Linked DNA regions of Homo sapiens: region 2 is linked to region 1. A link is a loop called in an ENCODE intact Hi-C map of the cell type or tissue named here. Cell type or tissue: Panc1. All regions are shown on one strand. Each heading gives the region's core, and the rest is flanking DNA. Links, peaks and the distances in the headings are about the cores only.

Region 1 (5,857 bases), core at 269-5,268:
GGCAGTATTGGGCCTGTGGCCAGCACAGGGTCTTGAGTGGCATCCAACCTTCTTCTTGGAAGAGCCCTGTCTACCAGCCCATGCAGCTCCAGGTCAGATCCCAGCTCTTCCGACTGTGTGATCTTGACCAAGACATTTACATTTTGGATCCTTGGCTTTCTTATCTGCATCATTGGCAGGAGGAGAGATACCTCCTGGGCTATAGAGGGTCAAGAAAGGGCTTTGGCCAGGGGGACATTTGCTGGCACCTGGAAGCCTCTGAGACAGAAGAGGAGACATGTAGTGGGTCAGAAGTTGAGAGGAAACTCAAGTCTCCAAGCAGTGCTAATTGTGGCCCCATGTGGGAATAGCTGGGCCTTACACCCAGTCCTCCCACAGCACCAGGCAATTTTTTGAACGTAAGAATGTGTCAGATTAACTCCCCCAACACCCTTTGAAGACAGGAGGCCCCACTTGGCTCCTGGGAGCCCTGCCCACCTCCTGGGTGCCTGTGTCTGGCCACGATGTGCCGTTCGCTCAGCCTCAGCCTCACAGTATCTCCCCCACCCTTCTGATGGACAGGTGACAGTTCAGTACATGCAGGACAATGGCGCAGTCATCCCTGTGCGCATCCACACCATCGTCATCTCTGTGCAGCACAACGAAGACATCACGCTGGAGGAGATGCGCAGGGCCCTGAAGGAGCAAGTCATCAGGGCCGTGGTGCCGGCCAAGTACCTGGACGAAGACACCGTCTACCACCTGCAGCCCAGTGGGCGGTTTGTCATCGGAGGTCCCCAGGTGCATTCTTGTCTCTGAACGAAGCCCTGGTTTGTCTTTGTTACTGGGGTTGCTTATGTCTCAGAGCAGGAAAACCTCAAGAGATAGCTTGGAGGGGGTCAGCTGACTCTGGCCATGGACTAAATGTAAAGTCGGTGAATTTTGGCCTCTGTACATTTAGTGCACTCTCTGGGGAGGTCTGCTATGTGTCTGACAGTGTGCAAGAAATGGGGGATATGTCCCTAGGATTCCTCCACTTAGCGCCACTGGGCCCTCCCACTCCTGCCATCTCAAGTGACCATCGACCTTACCCACGGCTGCTGCACCTCACCCTGCTCTGGTGCACATTCCCCACTGCAGCATTTGCACGTGGACAGCTGTTCCCGGGTGGCTGTTTCCAGATCTTCACCACAGGCTGCCTCTGGCTGTTGTGGGCACCAGAGTGGGACAGGGTGTTTTAGACAGGGCACCACTGCCCCCTCTCTTGTACTGCAAGTGTGAGGAGGTGGAGGTTGAGGGCACTGCTGTGAGGCTGCTGCCCACTGCCTGGGCCCTCAGCCGTGTGTGCTTTGCCAGAGTTGAGCTCCATCCCGGGTTCCAGTAGCAAGTAGAGTGTAGAAACACAGAGTAGAAGGAGGTAACACTTATTGTTTTTTCTTGCAGGACTTCTCAAAGCCTAGACATACTAGTATGAACTGTGGATCTCTAAAAGGGGGAGTAGAGCAGGCAGACTTCCCCAAATCATTTAACATAGAACTCCCACCCTTTTAAAGACATCACTATTGACTGGTGTTGCCCAGAGGACACTTGGGAAGTGGGCAGCATGGCATTTGCTAGGTGGCACCAGCCAGGGTTGTATTTATGACAGTGCAGTTCCTGCCTGCAGTTGGATCTCTCCATTGTGATGGACTCAGTAACAAAGGCATTAGGGAGTGGCTGTGACCCCAGAGAACCCCTGGCCCACCTTCTGCACTTGCTAATGAAGCTTTGGCAGGTTACCTGTTTTCAATATGTTGTCAGTGACTGAGCTGGGAGTGGAGTCCAGAGTTCTGGGCTAAGGGGTCTTAGGAAAATGTCTGTGGGCAGCCCCAGGACATCCTTCCTGAGTTGCAGTTCAGCTGCCATCACAGTACTTCAGCCCCCTCCAGCATCTAGGGGCTGGCTCTGCTTCTTATCTTGATTTCTCTCCCTCTGCAGGGGGATGCGGGTGTCACTGGCCGTAAGATTATTGTGGACACCTATGGCGGCTGGGGGGCTCATGGTGGTGGGGCCTTCTCTGGGAAGGACTACACCAAGGTAGACCGCTCAGCTGCATATGCTGCCCGCTGGGTGGCCAAGTCTCTGGTGAAAGCAGGGCTCTGCCGGAGAGTGCTTGTCCAGGTAAGCCCCCTCCACCCACCACCGTCCTGTTGCAGTGGAGGACCCCTGCCCAGTTCTGCCCTGAGTGAGGGGATGTTGGCCCGGTGGGAAAGCTGCATGCTTTGCCAAAGGTTGTGATTGTGTGATTGTGTTGGGCACTGTGGCCAGGGCTCTGAAAACCTAGGGGAGGGAAAACCAGAATCTTCAGGGAGAGAGGCGTGTAGAAGAACTGCCCTCGGTGAAGATAGCAGGAAAATTGCAGGGGAGCATGTGGGGCAAGAGGCATGTGGTCCCCGCTGGTCCCTTCAGAAGAAGGGCAAAGCTTCTGAAAGGGGCAGGGCCCACACAGAGGCTTCAATCCCTGACGCTGCACCTTGCTGGAAGGTTTCCTATGCCATTGGTGTGGCCGAGCCGCTGTCCATTTCCATCTTCACCTACGGAACCTCTCAGAAGACAGAGCGAGAGCTGCTGGATGTGGTGCATAAGAACTTCGACCTCCGGCCGGGCGTCATTGTCAGGTAAAGTGCCATGCGCTGCTATTACACAGGACCTTGCTCCTTCCTTGCCCAGATGCTCACCTCACCTGAAAGGGAGGCAGAAAGGAGGATGTTTCTGCCTCTCAGAAGTGGGAGGGTCTGTGAGCTCTTGGTACAGCACAGTGCATCCCCAGTGCAGAAAGCCTGGTTGTCAGGTTAAAGGAGGCTGCCCCAGGTTCCTGCTGGCCCAGTCAACACCAACTCCAGTGGGGCCATCTCTGAGCAACTGGGAGGCAGGCGGGGATCTTAGGAAAATAATTATTAATATAAGGCCAAATAGCTCAAATGGCTGGGAATCAAGTCAGCAAGTCTATTCCGTTTCTAGAGCTTAGTGGTGTCAACATTGGCCTGGGCCAGGTAAGTGGAGTGGGAGGAGAAAAGCACCGGAAGGCTGGAGTTAGATCCTGGTCCCTGAACCTCTAAGCATCCGTGGGGCTATAAAACGAGACCAGGGTATGGCACAGATAGGATGGGTGCGCGCAACTGCGGTGGGGAGGCGTAGTGCCATGCGAGGAGGGCTGTGTTACAGTTCGTTGCTCCCTCCTGTCCTTGAAATGGAGAAAGAAACCCTGCTCCTGTTCCATCTTCCAATGCCCTTCCTTTCTGCTGGACATGCAGGGATTTGGACTTGAAGAAGCCCATCTACCAGAAGACAGCATGCTACGGCCATTTCGGAAGAAGCGAGTTCCCATGGGAGGTTCCCAGGAAGCTTGTATTTTAGAGCCAGGGGGAGCTGGGCCTGGTCTCACCCTGGAGGCACCTGGTGGCCATGCTCCTCTTCCCCAGACGCCTGGCTGCTGATCGCCTTCCCCACCCACCAACCCTCAGGGCAAAGCCAGGTCCCTCTCATTTAGCCTGTCCTGTCATCATCATGGCCAGCTGGAGGCAGGGGCTTCCTGGTGCTGGAGGTTGGATCTTGATGTAAGGATGGGCATGGTGTTCTCCTGCTGCTCCCTCAGACTGGGGCAATGTTAATTTAGTGGAAAAGGCACCCCCGTCAAGAGTGAATTCCCTCACTCGTCTCCCCCAACAGCTGGACCCTGACCAGCTCCCCCTCCCTCCCCTTGCCTGTGCCAGGTGAGGTCAGCACATCTCAACAGGCCTCAGGGCTCCTTGTGGGCCTGGGCTCCTGGACCCCCCTTTCACAGGCAGCCAGTGCCCTGAGCCAGGGTCTCCAGAAAGCCCCACCCAGGCCAGGCATGTGGCAGGGGTTAGAGCAGGACTGATGTCTCCTAAGCACCTGTAATGTGCGAGGGACCCAGCTAATAACTGATCTCGTTTTTTCTTCACTGCAACATGATGAGGTAGTACCTTTTATATCCCATTTATAGATGGGGGAAAGCAAAGCACAGAGAGTCTGGATAACTTCCACAGGGTCCCACAGCCACGTGTTTAGACCTAGATGTATAACTAGGAGCTTTGACTCAGGAGCCTGTGACATACCCCCTCCCCCACCGTTGTCTCATGCCAGTAACAGGCTCAAACAATGACAAAGCAGATTCAGAAATGAGGCCATGGACTCTGTCCTGAAGGCCTGAGGTTACTGGAAATTAGGGGATTAACCCACTAGCTCTTGTTGAGCCGTGGGCAATTGTCTGAAAAGTGAAGACAGAACCACAGGGCTATTTTGTTTGCTTCATGTGTCCCAGAAGATGACTGAGGGTGAGTTGGCTTACCTGGCCCATCAGGGTAGGCTGGAGTTAGGGACTGACCAGCAGCTTTAGAATCCCAGCCCCCTGACCACTCAGAGACATGCAGAGATTGGGTTTTTGGACTTCTGGGGTAAGTGGTCTAAGTCCAGTCCAGTCCTATCTGGGCTTCCTGGAGCAGAAGCAGCAACTTGTCCTAGCACAGATGGCCAGCCCCTTAGACAGAGGCCCTCAAGTCTTTCTCTTTCCCTGGTCCCTTGTATCCCCTGCAGGCTGAGTGCATTTGGAGGGAGTGAGTGGCCCTTTCGGATCCAGGGAGGCTGGTCCTATGGCCTCATGTTAAATAGGCGGGGCTTGCCTTCTGGTGTTGGACAAGCTTCTGAGACGTCATGAGGAGATTCTGCCTTTGCCAGGTGACTGTCTGGGGAGCGGGTCTGCTCCCAAGGGGCCTGAGCAGTCCTTGGCCTGCTAAGGTCTTGGAACTTGCCTGCCTTTCCATCCATGGCCAGCAGCACCTGCCCTACCTGCCCCACTTGTCCTTAGCCTGGACCTCTGACAGCAGCATCTCTACCTTCTCCCCAGCTCCCAGGACCACAGGCTCAGGCAGGGGCCTCCATGGGCCCCAGGGGAACACTGGGGACTTGGCCTCTCTCTAGGGTACATGGTGCTGGGAGAGGCAGCCCAGGAAGTCTCATCTGGGGAGCAGGCAGCCAGCATCTGGGCCTTGGCCTGGAGCACAAAGACCCTGGCTTTCATTTTCTCTCAGGTGAAAGGAAATTAAGGCAACAAAAGAAGCCCGGCTCCTGGTCACCTAGGAAGCCTCAGATTCCTTCCCATGGAGGGAGGGAGTGGTTTGCAGGTGGCCAAGTTCCTCTAACTTGGCTCACACTCGACATGAAAATTCAGAATTTTATACTTTCCCTACCCTCTAGAGAAATAAGATCTTTTTTGTCAGTTTGTTTGTATGAAACTAAAGCCTTTATTTGTTAATAGTTCCTGCTAAAACAATGAATAAAAACTCAAGGAGCAACTACCCTATGCTTAGTTATTCTCTGCAAAACCCCAGAGACATGACACCTGCTCTGTATAGCATTCCCTGGTTGCCCACCCCCACCACCGGGGGAAGTTAGTATCCTCCCCTCGGGGTCACCCCATCCTGTCCACGTGGAGCAGATGTCTCATGGACTAGGTTTTTCTTGTTACTAGCAGCTATGTTAAGCCACACCACTGCCATGTTCATTCCTCACCACATCTCACCAAGGTGGATATTCTTAGGAAGCCCATTTTTACATGCGGGGCCCTGAGGCCCCAAAAAGGGTTAGGACCAAAGGCAGTGGCCACCTCTGGCTCCTCCCTGAGTTCTGTGTGCTCTCCTTACGCATTGCTGCCCTTAGGCTGCCTATGCCTTATCTTGTGCCCTTCCTGCATGGTGTCTGCATGAGACTGGCATGAGGGCATGCTCAGGCCATGTCTGGAGTATGGATAAGTGACTGAATTTGAACAAAGTGAAGGAGTGGAGGGGATTGGTCTGTGGAGAGAGGAGCCGAACTTTTA
Region 2 (5,857 bases), core at 470-5,469, 250 kb before region 1:
TTCCAATATCTGGCCTCTCTTCTTTCTCCTACACACACAGCTAGACCTTTGCATCATTTCAGGTGGCTTGTGAGTTCTGGCCAGCAGAATGTGAGAACAAGCAGAGTACTCTCCATCTTCCCTCCCTGATCCTCACCTCTTCCCCAACCACCAGCTGACTAGAGATGCCTCCAACAGCTACAGGAGGCTGGACCCACAACAGGAAAGGAACCTGGGTCCATGAAAGACTGTGTGGAGCAGAGAATCCCCCACCCTAGTTCCCAGCAACTACCAGAGACTGTGGCATGAGCAAAAAAATAAACATTTTTCTTTCCTTTTTTTTTTTTTTTGAGATGGAGTCTCACTCTGTCACCCAGGCTGGAGTGCAGTGGCGTGATCTCGACTTACTGCAAGCCCCGCCTCCTGGGTTCAAGAAATTCTACTGCCTCAGCCTCCAGAGTAGCTGGGACTACAGGCACCTGCCACCACACCTGGCTAATTTTTTGTATTTTTAGTAGAGACGGGGTTTCACTGTGTTAGCCAGGCTGGTCTCAATCTCCTGACCTCGTGATCCGCCCGCCTCAGCCTCCCAAAGTGTTGGGATTACAGGCGTGAGCCACCGCACCCGGCTAAATAAACATTTTTCAAAGCCTCCCAAGTATAGGTAATGTTTGTTACAGTGGTTAGTCTATTCTGGCTCTATCCTTCTGTAACCACCGAAGGGCTGGTTAAAACATTTTATTGGGCCCCATCCCAGTTTTTGGTCCCATAGGCCTGAAGGAAGGGGCATACAATTTGCATTTTTATTTATTTATTGAAACAGAGTTTCGCTCTTGTTGCCCAGGCTGGAGTGTAATGGCACAATCTCGGCTGACTGCAACCTCTGCCTCCCGGGTTCAAGTGATTCTCCTGCCTCGGTCTCCTGGGTAGCTGGGATTACAGGCGCCCACAACCATGCCCGGGTCATTTTTTGTATTTTTAGTAGAGACAGGGTTTCACCACATTGGCCAGGCTGGTCTCGAACTCCTGACCTCAGGTGACCCACCCGCCTTGGCTTCCCAAAGTACTGGGATTACAGGCACGAGCCACCACACCTGGCCTGAATTTGCATCTTTTAACAAGTGCTGGGGGTAATGCTGCAGCTGCTGCTGGTCTGGGGTGATGTTGTGGCTGCTGGCCTTGTGAACCACTGCCCAAGTGCGTAGCTGCAGTGTGGGAGTTACTATCCCATTTTGCTGAGGAAATGGTACCCAGTTCCTGGCCGTCATGGGCACTGAGCTGCCTTCCTGCTGTGCCTCGTCAGTGCCTGCCTACATCGTTGCTCATTGATCATGGCCTGCGAGTTAGTGTCATCAGAGGAAGGGAGAAGAGTTCCTAGAGTGGAAACCCTGGGCTGTAAGCCCGGTTCTACCACCTCCCAGCTGTCTGGCAGCAGGCAAGTTCCTCAGTCTAAGTCTCTTTCCTCTGGTGTAAAAGGGGAAAAGGGTGTTCGTTTGCTCCCCACCCCCATCAGCCTGGCAGCTTTGTGCCCACAGTAGATTTTCTATGAGGACCTCTCACTGATGCACTTGAGTGGCAGAGACTTGGGACTAAAGGAGGACTTCTGGCCCCAGATGCCCCAGTGCCAGCCTCACCCTTGAGGGCCACAGTGAGCACCCACGTGTCTCACCGCCTCCAAGGCAGCTGAGACCTCTCCTGGTACAGGCTTACAGGGGGGAAGGCGGAATTGTACAGGGAAAAAAAACCTCAGACTACAGTCACAAATTTTACATGCACACCTTTGCCAGTTATGAGAATTGTGTTGCAAAGAGGAAGGAGTGGAGAGTTTACCAGCCAAGGGCTGGAGGACCCCAACACTCCAGTTTCTTAGAACATTCATTGCAGGTACTCTTTTATACTACCAAAGTCCTCCCACCCCATCCCCCACCAACCACAGCTTCCAGGAATCACTGAGATTCACAGAGAAAGGAAGTAAACACAATTAAGAACAAAGTTATGTTGAAAAGATATTTCAATGCACATGTTGCAAACAAGGCGAGTCCCAGGAATCATTCCGAAGAAAAAGACAGAATGACACTGAAATCCATCATGATGGTTATCCCATCATGATGGGAGTAAAGCCTTTAAGGGAGTAAAGCCTTAAAGATCTCCTTGTCAGATGAGACTTTTAGAACAGACCCGACATTCTGTTGACTTAGAAGAGCTGATGTCATCCTCAGAGCCCAGGTGATACACACATTCCTGGATGTGGCCACAGGGTGGATGATAGTACCCTCAGCTGAGATGGGAATAGGGGGCAGAGCAGTTTTGGATGTGGGTGGAATTGGGGGTTGGAGAAAGAGAAGCAAAGTTCAGCGGTTTGGGATGCAGCCACTGAGGTGTCTGCAGGAGTGGATGGAGAGGCAGAACAAGCATTTGAGGACACTCAGGCTCTCTGGGTAGCAGACATGGCCTGAGTGATTTCATTTACTACTGAGAGGACAGTGAGTGCCCCGGGCTGCCTCCCAGAGTGGCTGGCCCTTACCTAGGGCACCTGGTGGATGCTCTAACCCTCAGGATTCACTTTTCACCATGAGATATTGACTCCTTTAAATTTCTGCCTGTGTCCTATTTTAAAAGTGGCTCTGCTGGATGGACAAGTGGTGGAAGGAAATTTGGAATAAGCAACAGAGATTCTGGTTGTCTTCAGTAAAAAACTATGCATTGGGGCCGGGCGTGGTGGCTGACGCCTGTAATCCCAACATTTTGGGAGGCCGAGGCGGGTGGATCACCTGAGGTCAGGAGTATGAGACCAACCTGGCCAACACAGTGAAACCCTGTATCTACTAAAAATACAAAAATTAGCCAGTTGTGGTGGCATGCGCCTGTAATCCCAGCTACTCAGGAGGCTGAGTCAGGAGAATCACTTGAACCCGGGAGGCAGAGGTTGCAATGAGCCAAGATTGCACCACTGCGCTCCAGCCTGTGTGACAAGAGGGAAACTCTGTCTCAAAAAAAAAAAGAAAGAAAATAGAACTATGCATTGCTTAGGGTGCACCCTTCCAATTATCTGATTCTAGTCTTTCACTGCCTTTGAGCTATTTTTACAACTAAGTTGTAGAGTTAATGCAAAATAATTCTTGTCTATGGATGTGCATATTATACGAATAAGATTCAATTGACCTTTCTCCTCAAAAAAAAAAAAAAAAAAAAAAACCCCAGCCAGTTTCAACTTTCCTTTACTCCATACAGATTTATGGTTCATTGTGATTTCTCTTTTGAACTGGCTGTTAATCTTAGCAGCACTCTCAATTACTGAGTTAAATAAAATCTTTGACATGTGTACATGTAATATATATGAGTTATGCCTTTTTTTAAAAAATTATCTTTAACAGAAGGCACGGGAAGGACCACTACCTCTCAGAGATGGAAAGGCTTGCCATGGTCCACGCAGCACAAAGCCCACCCCCAGCCATATCATCCCAGACAGGAAGGGTGTAGCCTGGGCTTGCATACCTCCAAGGACAGGGTGCTCAGTCCCTCCTAGAGGCCACTTCACTTCTTCCCATATTGGCTCACAGCTGTGACTTTAAAACACAGAACGAGTGCATATCTAAAACTAGAAGAAAACACTATGGTCCTTCCTGCTGACAGCTGAGTGCTTGGGCCTAAATCAGCATCTACACACGCGGCCTGCAACCCTGGGTTCCATGCAAAGGCAGTGTGGCTGAATTGGCTGCAGGTGGAGTGAGGAGAGAGGCCAACACAGGCTCACGGTAACACTTCCACTGCCTCAGAACAAAACCCTGGATTTCCTGACCTTCCAGCAGTCCATGTGTATTTTCAAATACCAGGTTTTTCTCAGGGCACCAGGGCAAGCCGAGCAAGGCCCACACACGCTAGTCTCACACATGTCCCCCAGCACTGCCCCCAGGTTCCCAGCCCTGCTGAGCTGTCCTCACAGACACGGACACCCTCCCTCATAGGAGGTGCGGAGGAGCACCCAGTCCCGGTCTGAGGCCTCAGGCAAGTCCCAGCACACCCCAGGGCCTCTGTTCTCCTTATGAGTGGGACCAGATGGGGTCCACCAACCGTCCAAACGTGATATGCTGCTGTCTTCAGGGCACATTATCCCCAGCGTTGATGTTCACAATAATCCCCTTTCTCCCCACAGACCATCCCTCCTGGGCCCCAGGCCTCTGTGGCCTACCCTGGCCCCTTGGCAGTTGATGGCCACTCTGCTGCTTCTGGGGGCTCCCGGGCAACTTTGGTTGTGTTGGTTTCTGGTAGCATCTGCGCTCCAGGCAAGAAGCAACACCCTACCTTGTCTCCCCACCTCTATGGCACAGAAAGAGAACAGACCTTGAACTCCAAATGCCTGCTGAGGCTTGCCACAGACCTCGAAGCCTTGTTCCTAAAGGGACAGGGAAGTGGACCGTTTCGTTTCAGTGATTCAAAGCTTGAGCTATCTGACATGTGACCCAGGCAGCTCTCTCGTAGGGACTGGCAGCCACAGATAAAATTCCCCAATCATTAAAATTATGTTAGCAATAATTCAGGGGATGCATACTAAATAATCTGGATCTTTGTTAGATGCTTACCCATCTCAACTCATTTAATCCTTGAAACAACCTCACAGGGGTAGGAGGTTTTGTCACCTTATACCCACACACACCAGCAGTGGTCAGGCAGCAACAGGTACACCCCAGCCCTGAGTACCTACTTATTAAAATGTGATCCCCCATCCTGGCTAACACGGTGAAACCCCGTCTCTACTAAAAATACAAAAAAAATTAGCCGGGCGTAGTGGCGGGCGCCTGTAGTCCCAGCTACTCGGGAGGCTGAGGCAGGAGAATGGCGTGAACCCGGGAGGCGGAGCTTGCAGTGAGCCGAGATTGCGCCACTGCACTCCCGCCTGGGCCACAGAGCGAGACTCCGTCTCAAAAAAAAAAAAAAAAAAAAATGTGATCCCACCTCCCAGGAGAACTCCTCTAAAAACATGTTTTTTTCTTACAAACTGTAAGAAGCAATTCCAATAACACTGTAGTTTATATATATATATATATGTCCTTGTAAGTGCAAAACCCTGCAAAAAACTGTAACACCCATCCACAGAAGTGCAATGGCAATAGCTGACAGCATCCCCGGCCTTCATCCCCCTCCTGGAGGATGCTGCATTTCACAGCCGCATGGTTTCAGTGGGATAAAGCATGAGGAGGGGTGTGTCCGGGGATCCCTTCCCTTGCTGGCTTCACCACCACACCACCCATCAGGGGGAGGCTCGGGGTTTGTCTGTGGTAGACTCCTTCCCTCCACCATAGATGAAGGGGAGGCTGTGGAAGGCAGAGAAATGGAAACAAGATCCTGTTGACGTCACTGAGCCACTTGGATCAACCCAAACCTGAAACTCACCCCACCTTGGGACTTTCCAGTTTCAAGAGCCAAAACCTCCCCTCATTGTTTAGGCCAGTCTGAATTGGGTTTTCTATTACCTGCAACTGTAAATGGACTCCTCTGGTACAAAGGCAAGGCCCATCTGTTCTTGGCACACTCCTACAACTGATGGCGTGACCGTGAAAACGCACTGTGGATCAGTATATTAAGTAACACTCATAAAATAGTATGTAAAATGATTCCATGGGTGTGATGACCTGAGTAGATGCATGGACATTTTCAGGAAGGATTCCTAATAGTAGTTACCTCTGCGTAACAGAAGACATACTTTCACTTTTCACTTTACATTCTCTTATGTTTAGATTTTTATTTAAGTGTACTTTTTAAAAAGACTAGTTTAAAAGTTGTTTTATACAGTCCAAGGTGATAATTTATTGTAGTAGTTTTTTTTTAATTTTATTTTTTGAGATGGAGTCTCCTGTCACCCAGGCCGGAGCGCAGTGGC

Evidence for each region. A loop is a pair of places that touch in the nucleus more often than their neighbours do. Peaks named below come from ENCODE experiments on the same cell type or tissue, not always from the same donor. Only the 100,000 strongest peaks of a DNase experiment are listed, where the experiment ranks them.
Region 2: a loop joins it to region 1, with 2.4 times the contacts of the local background. A loop is called at or near these places in 3 of 110 quality-filtered maps.

What each region holds. Positions count from the first base shown.
Region 1 is chr10:80,271,299-80,277,155 of GRCh38, reverse strand. It overlaps MAT1A (methionine adenosyltransferase 1A), which reads left to right. Exons shown (of 9, transcript NM_000429.3): 6 at 562-780; 7 at 1,957-2,139; 8 at 2,503-2,636; 9 at 3,273-5,336. The coding sequence ends at 3,375. Among named protein-coding and RNA genes, the nearest start is that of MAT1A, 15 kb to the left of the region's middle. RefSeq lists an enhancer at 3,019-4,218. In Panc1, for the core only: no CTCF peak of the experiment used is centred there; no DNase peak of the experiment used is centred there.
Region 2 is chr10:80,522,468-80,528,324 of GRCh38, reverse strand. LOC124902471 (a long non-coding RNA gene) reads right to left here and starts at 3,150. Exons shown (of 2, transcript XR_007062218.1): 1 at 1-3,150. TSPAN14 (tetraspanin 14) reads right to left here. Exons shown (of 9, transcript NM_030927.4): 9 at 5,694-5,857. RefSeq lists an enhancer at 5,180-5,259. In Panc1, for the core only: no CTCF peak of the experiment used is centred there; no DNase peak of the experiment used is centred there.